Regions from separate parts of the Homo sapiens genome. Here regions 1 and 3 are each linked to region 2. Evidence: chromatin contacts called from ENCODE Hi-C or POLR2A ChIA-PET data. All regions are on one chromosome and are shown on one strand. Each heading gives the region's core, a stretch centred on a gene start or an enhancer-like site at or near the end of the contact. The rest is flanking DNA. Distances are from core to core; before and after follow the strand shown.

The links. Hi-C counts contacts between places; a loop is a spot of excess contacts on that map. ChIA-PET counts read pairs that join two places held with the same protein, here RNA polymerase II (POLR2A). Pooled maps may share reads with other maps.
Region 1: a pooled map shows a loop between it and region 2 (2.5-fold over the local background). The contact joins two enhancer-like sites. A Hi-C loop is called at or near these places in 4 of 168 maps with a recorded cell type or tissue (HepG2, IMR-90, astrocyte of the cerebellum and 1 more), 8 of 37 single-sample maps with no recorded cell type and 12 of 50 pooled maps. POLR2A ChIA-PET finds 5 or more read pairs at or near these places in 9 of 52 experiments (AG04450, B cell, GM10248 and 6 more).
Region 3: a loop to region 2 is called in a map with no recorded cell type, with 4 times the contacts of the local background. The contact joins two enhancer-like sites. A Hi-C loop is called at or near these places in 6 of 168 maps with a recorded cell type or tissue (Caco-2, Caki2, OCI-LY7 and 3 more), 5 of 37 single-sample maps with no recorded cell type and 6 of 50 pooled maps. POLR2A ChIA-PET finds 5 or more read pairs at or near these places in 6 of 52 experiments (GM12878, HepG2, OCI-LY7 and 2 more).

The regions. Positions count from the first base shown.
Region 1 is chr17:57,458,216-57,460,915 of GRCh38, forward strand. The region is part of intron 6 of MSI2 (musashi RNA binding protein 2); the gene reads left to right. Among named protein-coding and RNA genes, the nearest start is that of MSI2-AS1, 150 kb to the right of the region's middle. Within about 2 kb of position 1,401, at least 3 of the 41 ENCODE cell types and tissues checked have a DNase peak (open chromatin) inside an H3K27ac peak, as active enhancers do.
Region 2 is chr17:57,407,323-57,410,022 of GRCh38, forward strand. The region is part of intron 6 of MSI2 (musashi RNA binding protein 2); the gene reads left to right. Among named protein-coding and RNA genes, the nearest start is that of MSI2, 150 kb to the left of the region's middle. Within about 2 kb of position 1,274, at least 13 of the 41 ENCODE cell types and tissues checked have a DNase peak (open chromatin) inside an H3K27ac peak, as active enhancers do; they include GM12878 and OCI-LY7, where a contact is called at or near this core.
Region 3 is chr17:57,356,063-57,358,762 of GRCh38, forward strand. The region is part of intron 5 of MSI2 (musashi RNA binding protein 2); the gene reads left to right. Among named protein-coding and RNA genes, the nearest start is that of MSI2, 100 kb to the left of the region's middle. Within about 2 kb of position 1,394, at least 23 of the 41 ENCODE cell types and tissues checked have a DNase peak (open chromatin) inside an H3K27ac peak, as active enhancers do; they include GM12878 and OCI-LY7, where a contact is called at or near this core.

The DNA.
Region 1 (2,700 bases), core at 151-2,650, 51 kb after region 2:
TCAGCCTCCCGAGTAGCTGGGACTACGGGCGCCCACCACCACGCCTGGCTAATTTTTTGTATTTTTAGTAGAGACGGGGTTTCACTGTGTTAGCCAGGATGGTCTCGATCTCTTGACCTCGTGATCCACCCGCCTTGGCCTCCCAAAGTGCTGGGATTATAGGCGTGAGCCACCGTGCCCGGCCACATATTTTTAATATATGTGTGTGTATACATATTTTAATCTCTCAATGGCCATCAGAGATTTAGGTCACAGTGTTACCATGCTTTAGTCAGAAGGAAAGAACTCTGGGTCACTGTGCAATTTCTGGTTGGCTTTTGGAAGCTGACAGCCTCATTGCTGATATCTTCTTCAGGAGCACAAAGTCTCTGACTGGGAACTGCTGGCTACATGGATGGAGAGCCCCTCTCCAGCTCTAATACTCTCTGTGTTCCATGCCTCTGGGTTATCAGCAAGAAGCCCAGCTGCTCGGCCCATAACTCAGATCAGTTAGCATATAAACTCCAGAAAATAATTGCCCTCTTAATTGCTACTGATACCATGTCTTGAACCAGGCTTTGTTCAAGGTGGGATACAGGTGGGACACAGGCTTGGTTCACAGGTGGGAGGGTGCCCTGTGCAGGCCGTGGGAGGATAATTTGAGAATTCCCTTGCCTGTCCCTGCTCCGCGGTTGCTGGGCACCTGGCGAGAGCGTTGGGTTGTTTGCTTTGGGTAACTATGGCAGATCCTTTTAATTGCCACCAAATAACTTCAGCTCAACCTCGTCAGTGGTTGTTTTGCTGCGTCGCTCGGAAGAATGCCTCCCTCTTTGTAAGAGCTGGATGGATGGGAGCTTGGCAGAGGCAGGCCAATGCTCTTTAATGTTTTCCTTCCCATTTAATAAGTGTTGAGTAAAACTTGAGTTTAGGGTGTTTATGTGGCACAAAAGGTAAACCATTTGTGGTGTTTTGGAACCTGGGCTAAGTGTTTCTCACACACATCCTCATGACATGGTAATGACTACCTTTGTGTTAAACTTGGGTCACTGTCAACTTTCTTCTGAAGTGCTCCCTGCTTTGTTTTGGGGGCAGGGGTGGGAAAGGAATGAGGTGAGAGAAGGTGAGGTGAACATGGGATGCCGCACGGGGGCATTGTCCTCAGTCGGACTTTCTAGAAAAAGGCATCACGCGGCCTGGAGACAGGAAGGGAGAGATTTTAATCATCTGCTGTGGCTTTTGCTCTTCTGACATCAGAATGGTAGGAGGCCCTGAACTTTTGACCTCTGGCTCCAGGTCCATAAATGTCCCGAGGTTCCCAGGAAAAGGAAGACTTGTTAGATGGGAACCCTGATGTTTGATTAGAGCAGCTTTTAGTCACTACTGTCATGTGTTTGTTTATTCAGGCACCAGTTGCATCTGAGTAGTGGTAGGTCCTGGAGACAGGAGGCACAGCCTTTACTCATGGCCTCATGGTAAGGTAGAGTCATGCAGAACATTTAACGAAAGTATGGCTTGGCCGGGTGTGGTGGTGACTCACGCCTCTAATCCTAGCACTTTAGGAGGCTGAGGCAGGAGGATTGTTTGAGCCCAGGAATTCAAGACCAGCCTGGGCAACATAGCAAGACTTCATCTCTACAAAAAATTAAAAAATTAGCCGGGCACGGTGGCTCACACCTGTAATCTCAGCACTTTGGAAGGCTGAGGCGGGCAGATCACCTGAGGTCAGGAGTTCGAGACCAGCCTGGCCGACATTGTGAAACCCCGTCTCTACTAAAAATGTAAAAATTAGCTGGGCGTGATGACAGGCACCTGTAATCTCAGCTACTCGGGAGGCTGAGACAGGAGAATTGCCTGAACCCGGGGGGTGGAGGTTGCAGTGAGCCAAGATCATGCCACTGCACTCCAGCCTGGGCAACAGAACGGAACTCTGTCTCAAATAAATAAATAAATAAATAAATAAATAAATAAATAAATAAATAATCAGTTGGGCGTGGTGACACATGCCTGTAGTCCCAGCTACTTGGGAAGCTGAGGCAGGAGGATCACTTGAGCTTGGGAGGATGAGGCTGCAGTGAGCTGTGGTTGCACCATTGCACTCCAGCCCGGGTGACAGAGCCAAACCCTGTCTTGGGAAGGAAAGAAGGCAGGAAGTTAGGGAGGGAAAGAGAAAAAGGAAAGGAAAGGAAAAAGAGAGAAAGAGAAGAAAAGAAAAAGATTTGATGGGCAAAATCCTGTCTTTGGAAGGAAAGAGGGGAGGAAGGTAGGGAGGGAAAGTGGAAAAGAAAAGGAAAAAGAAAGAGAAGAAAAGAAAAAGATTTGATGTACGCCACCATGAAAGCAGGTAGAAGGCAGAGGAATCATGAGGAGCTGGATGGGTTCACCTGGGGAGAGTACTAATGGGACATGAGGCACCCCGCCTGTGTGTTTGGAGAACTACAGCAGTTTGCAATGCCAGAAGGAACAAAGGGAGGCGAGGAACCATGGCAGTAGGGTGGAGGTGGGCAGGGGCAGGTCCCAGTGGTGCTAGGAAACTTGTACTTTATCCATAGGCAGGGGAGCTGTGGCTTCTATAGCCTTCAAGGGGAGGTCACCATTGAGCCGAGAAGGGAGAGGAGCTTTCTAGGCAGAAAGCGTGGTTGACTGAAATGGCAGAGTGTGTTCTGAGGAGGGTGGCAGGCTCTGGGTGGTGCATTTCTTCCGGCCAAAGGAGAGACGTGAGGC
Region 2 (2,700 bases), core at 24-2,523:
CACCCCTTTTGATACTGTATGTGTGAGGAGAGTCATACCTGGAATAAAAGTCTCATAAAGCCCTTTGAAATTTAAAAGGCATGAGATCTGTGAGAAGATAAATAAGCCTGAGAGTGGACTGTGATCCTCAGGTAGTGTTTTCTTGCTTTAAATGTGTGTCGTAGATAAACAGAGCTCTGTGCAGTGTGGTTCTCTCAGAGGAGGCTTGGAAAACAAAAGTCTTGTGTGTCCTTTGTGGACATCTGAGCTCCCGTGAGGCTTTGTCCTCTGAAGTGGTTCATGTAGGTGGGTTGCCCGGGGAGTGGTCAGCCTCCCGGGCCTCACCCTGTCCTCTGCTCCACCTTTTTCTGGAGAGCCTGGGTGTTGCCCTTCAGACCTTCTTCAACGACAATTGTAGGCTGGACCAGGAAGGACCATGCGCACGCTCTTCCCTGGCTGAAGGCTACTTTTGTGTTTAAATTTTCTTCCTCTAATAGCCCAGAACAAAGCCAACACTGTCCCCATGTTTTATTAATCTTCTGCCTGGTTTGTGTCAGCATCTCCCTCTGGAAGTGTGTCATAAGGGGAGGGGACTTTATTTGCCCCCTGACCCCTGGCCAAGCTGCTCAGTGGGAAACAGCACAGCGAGTAGACAGGAGAATCCTGCTTCCTCTGCCTCCTCCACCTTCTAGGCCAGGTGGCAGAGGCAAACAAACCTTACCCATGAGTAATATGATCCTGGGGCTTTGCAGGTAAACCCTCCTGCTAAACAACTTTGTGTTTTCCTGGTGAACTTTTCCTCCATAGACTGATTTCGGCTGAAGCCAGTAAGGTTGTCGAGTTCTAAAGATTGAGCACCCTAACGTTACTTCTCTTAAATTTTCGTATTTTTGCTTCAAAAAGGAGATTCTGAAATACTGGGTTTCTAGGAAAACTTCCCATTTCCCTCTTAGTATATAAAATATAGCCAGCTGTTGTTAGGCAAAGGCATCAGACATTATTATTGCTCGTTAACAGTGTTTTAAAATATACAAATAGAAAACTAGGATGCCTTCTGGGTAGCAAGCTGGGAAAACTTTGAGATTGTGCTAATCAAATGCCATGTGCATTTGCATAGTAGGTAGAGGAACAAGGCCGAATAGAAGAACAAGGCTCAAACTTCAGCTTTGCTGTTTGACCGCATTTCCTGGTATGATTTAGCTGTATTTACTTTTTCTGCTGCGGCAAGGAGAGGAGAGCCAGCGGTAGGGGAGCCCTTGGGCACAAAGGAGTTAATGAGCCCTGGGTGGGTAGGGGCGGGGGGGCGGTATGAAGTACTTCCACCAGCTCACCTTCCCAGAGTCCTCCTGGGCCCTCTGAAGACGTCACTTAACAATGGAGTTGTTAGTAGGAGAAAATAAAGCCTTTTTCTCCCTAGATGTAGTTCAGTGGGAACTGAAAGTGTACCAGAAATCATGGTTCAAGCTTGTGCCAGTGGGTGCAAGGGGTGGTTCTTATGGAGGAGAAAGCGCAGTTCATTTAGACTTGGCATTGAAATCGAACTCTGTTGTTCGGTGGAGTGAACATTGATATGGAGATTCCCACCCGCCCCCCACCTCCGTAGGATACCCCCTTACACAGGTCCTGTATGCTTTTCTTTTTCTTCCATTTTCTTTCTTTATTTTCTTCTTTTGTCCTCTTAGAAATAGTCTCTCTGTAGACCGGCCAGATTTGTCAAGTTACCACCCTCTAAATTTTTACAGCTCCGTATATTCAGACTTGGTATTTGTGAATTAGCTAAAAGTGGGCTGCCAATCTGTACTTTATTTACATTCGAAGCCATATTAGTGAGAGCCCCAGAAAAAAATGTTAATATGCAGGAAGAGGCAAAAGGGTTGAGTTTCTGACTGTTGCTAACCTCACCACTGCCTTTAAAACCAATCATGAGGCACACGGCTGATATTTAATAGCTTTTAGCTGATTATTTTTCTTCTCCTCCTCTTTCTTTTCTATCCAAGTTGACCTGGGTGTACTTGAGTGGAAATGAAGTCATCCAAATGCTGAATTAGAATAATCACAGGCCTCTAAGAATGAAATGGAAGCAGAGATTAAATGGCGGAGGGAAAGCCGGCATTAATAAGGACCAGGAAAACTTTGCATAAAATAAATAGGAGATGGAATAGATTGAATTTGTATATGCTGCTTCCATTTCTTCCTCCATTTTGTGTTGTCTTCCTAAGTCGAGTTACTGGCAAAGTGGGATTTGATTTGCCACAAGGACTCATACCTTCTGCAGCCTAGGTGATGGGCCTTTCTTCTTTGTGGGACGTTTGTGTGACCATTGATGTTTCCAGGAAGGAAGAATCTGATGGAGGGGCTGTTACCATGAAATGTTGATGATTACTTGGTACAAGTAGTGCGTGGGAGACAGATGAAAGAGTGTGGGGCACAGGCACAGTGGCTCACGCCTGTAATCCCAGCACTTTGGGGGGCCAAGGCGGGCGAATCATGAGGTCAGGAGTTCGAGACCAGCCTGGCCAACATGGTGAAACCCTGTCTCTACTAAAAATACAAAAAATTAACTGAGCGTGGTGGTGGGCACCTGTAATCCCAGCTACTCGGGAGGTTGAGGCAGGAGAATCTCTTGAACCCAGGAGGTGGAGGTTGCAGTGAGCCGAGATCGTGCCACTGCACTCTAGCCCGGGTGACAGTGTGAGACTCTGTCTCCAAAAAAAAAAAAAA
Region 3 (2,700 bases), core at 144-2,643, 51 kb before region 2:
TGGGTTTTCGCCACGTTGGCCAGGCTGGTCCCGAACTCCTGACCTCAGGTGATCTGCCCGCCTCAGCCTCCCAAAGTGCTGGGATTACAGGCTTGAGCCACCGTGCCTGGCCAGTCTTTTTTAATCTTTTGCTTAGGAAAGAGAGTGACGGGGAAAGAAAGGTTTAATTCTGGACCTTACTACCCACACATACCAGATCTCCCCTCTTTGCATAACTTCTTTTTTGGCGGGCATGTTTCTTCATTTTTATCTTCTTGATAACTTTGATGCCCTGGTTGGACTCTTAAGCAGATTATCCTTGGGTGGGGACGTCAGCAGGGAGAACCACCCCAGACTAAGACAAGTTGTGTTTTGTCTGTCAGCCAAAAGCACTCTTAGCAATCCGACATAGACATCATTTTAGATGTACAGAGAAGAAAGAACAACACAGTATTGATAAGATTTCAGCAAGATCCCCCCTCCCCCAAAGACGAAAACACACAAAACTTAATGCATTGCTCTGTAATGCCTTGGTTCCTAGTTTCCTAATTAGGCCTGTGGTTTAGCAGAGTGCACCATCTCAATACACAGATGGTTTTTATGTAAAAAAATTTTTTTCAAATGTTAATTTCCAGTGACTGATGTTTTATGCCTAAATCATTTTCCATTGTTTATATTTGATAAGAACTGTATTTGAACTGCTCCTTTATAAGTTGGAGTCTTTTGTAATGGGATTTAACTTACTGGTTTTACAGGTGTATGAAAATGTTAAGCCGTGTATTGTATTTGAGAGTTTGAAAATTCTTCGTTGCAGCTAATTTAAGAAAAAAAAAATTAAACAGGTGATTAGCAGCTGCTTTCGGTTTTGAATGTCCTCGCTTTGGGGTTTTGTGTTTGCTTATTCGTGTGCAAATTGGTGTGGTTATTTTGGACCGGTTGAGACGCTCCAACATTGCACCTCCCAGGCCAGCTGCCCAGGGCCCATTCAGTAGACCCTTCCCCGCTTCTCGGGGCTGATTTGTTCTCATCTTGTGTGCTCGAGAGCTTGCTCTCTCCTTAATGATTCAGGCCTTCCTGAGAAAACAAAGCAGCTCTGGCCCCGTTTCTCCTTGAGGACAGCCTTGTTCACTGCCACAAAGACCCTGCTTTCTCCCCAAGCAGAGGAACTGCCTCTCGGGGCAGCCAAGAACCACAGACCCAGGCGGCTGCAGCTCCTACTTCTGAACTTCTGGTCTCCCGAGTGACAGCTTCTGCATGGTCTTAAGCTCCAGGACCCCCAAGGCCACCCAGAGTCAGAGTCCACCGCCGGTGGGAAAAACAACATTAGGAAGTGGGTGGTGTGGTGTAGAAGGGGCTGCTTAGAGCTTCTGGCCTTCGGAGCTGGATCCAGCCACTTGAGCTTCATTCGGCAGCACACAGACACCTCCCCTCCCTCCTGCTCTGCCCCAGACCTTGTGCTTTCTTGGCACCGCTGGGTCGTGCCTGCTCAGACCTGGTCAGTGTGCTTGCCAGGGCGAGGAGAGCTTTGCATAGGCCGCTGCTGCTTACTTATTAACGATGACGCTGGTGGGAGCTGCGCCACCAGCTCCCTATCCAGGCCTTTGTGGTTGCATCCTGTTCACATAAAGGTGAAATCATGACCTGCCCGACTTGATTTTTCAGTTGAGGGGCTTTTGTGTATGTGTCGTTCTTGATCCAGTAAGAGGATTGTGCTTTCATTCACAAAGATTTGATCAGTAAATAGGAAGAGAAAATACTCAAGGGAGAAATGCTTAGTGTTCCGATTAATACATTAATCTTTTTTTTTGATGAGCTGAAGGTGCTCTGTTGTTTCTCTTGACTGAGTCTTTGCCCTTACCTTTGACCTTAGTGACTTGATCATCCAGCCAGGATCTCTGTACAGCCCCATCTCCTTTCTGAGGTCTTGTGGTCACACACATGCTTTCCTGCTTCTGTCTTGAATGATACTCAGTGAACCCCACAGCTTTGGGGGCTGCTATTTGAGGCACCACACTTGGCAGGCTTGGCTCCCACGGGGAGTTGCAAAGCTTGCAGTTATAGACCTTGGCAACTATTTGCCCTTAAAGAAAAGCATCAGTGAAAAGTTGAGGGCAGAGGGAAGAAGAGAAAGATCTTCGTGGGTTTTTCTGTGTGTGTGGGGGGGTGTGTGTGTGTGTGTGTGTGTGTTTATGGACAGCATTTGTACCTGTAAAACCAGAATGACTCCTTCAGGCATTTTTTCTCCTGGGTGGTTGCATTCATGGGCTGAAGCTGGCTCTTCTGAAGATTGCAATGATATTTAAGGTTAAGGGCTTGCCAGGTAACACCTTGAATGACTCAAGGCTCTGAGGCCAGGCTGCGTCCATTTGAAGGAAGGAAGCATCTTTTTCTGATTCATGCAAAGGCATCTTATGGACTAATGGTCATCCTAGAAAGTCATCACTAGTACAAGGATCTTTTGGAAAAGTGAGATTGGAGAAGGTTGAGTATGAAAGTGATGTATTAGAAAGGTGAATATGGGATGTGAGATCCTAGTCATTAGCGTTTGGAGGGGGCCTTGGAGGTTTGTTAGATCAAAGCTTTCATTGTGCAAATGAAATGGCCCAGTGAGGTTAAAAGAGGGAAGGTCACACAAATTCCATGAAAACCATAAGTACAAGGTTTGAGGAAAATAATTTTAGGACAAATAAAAGAAGTGCTGATTTTCATTGCACTTCTAAC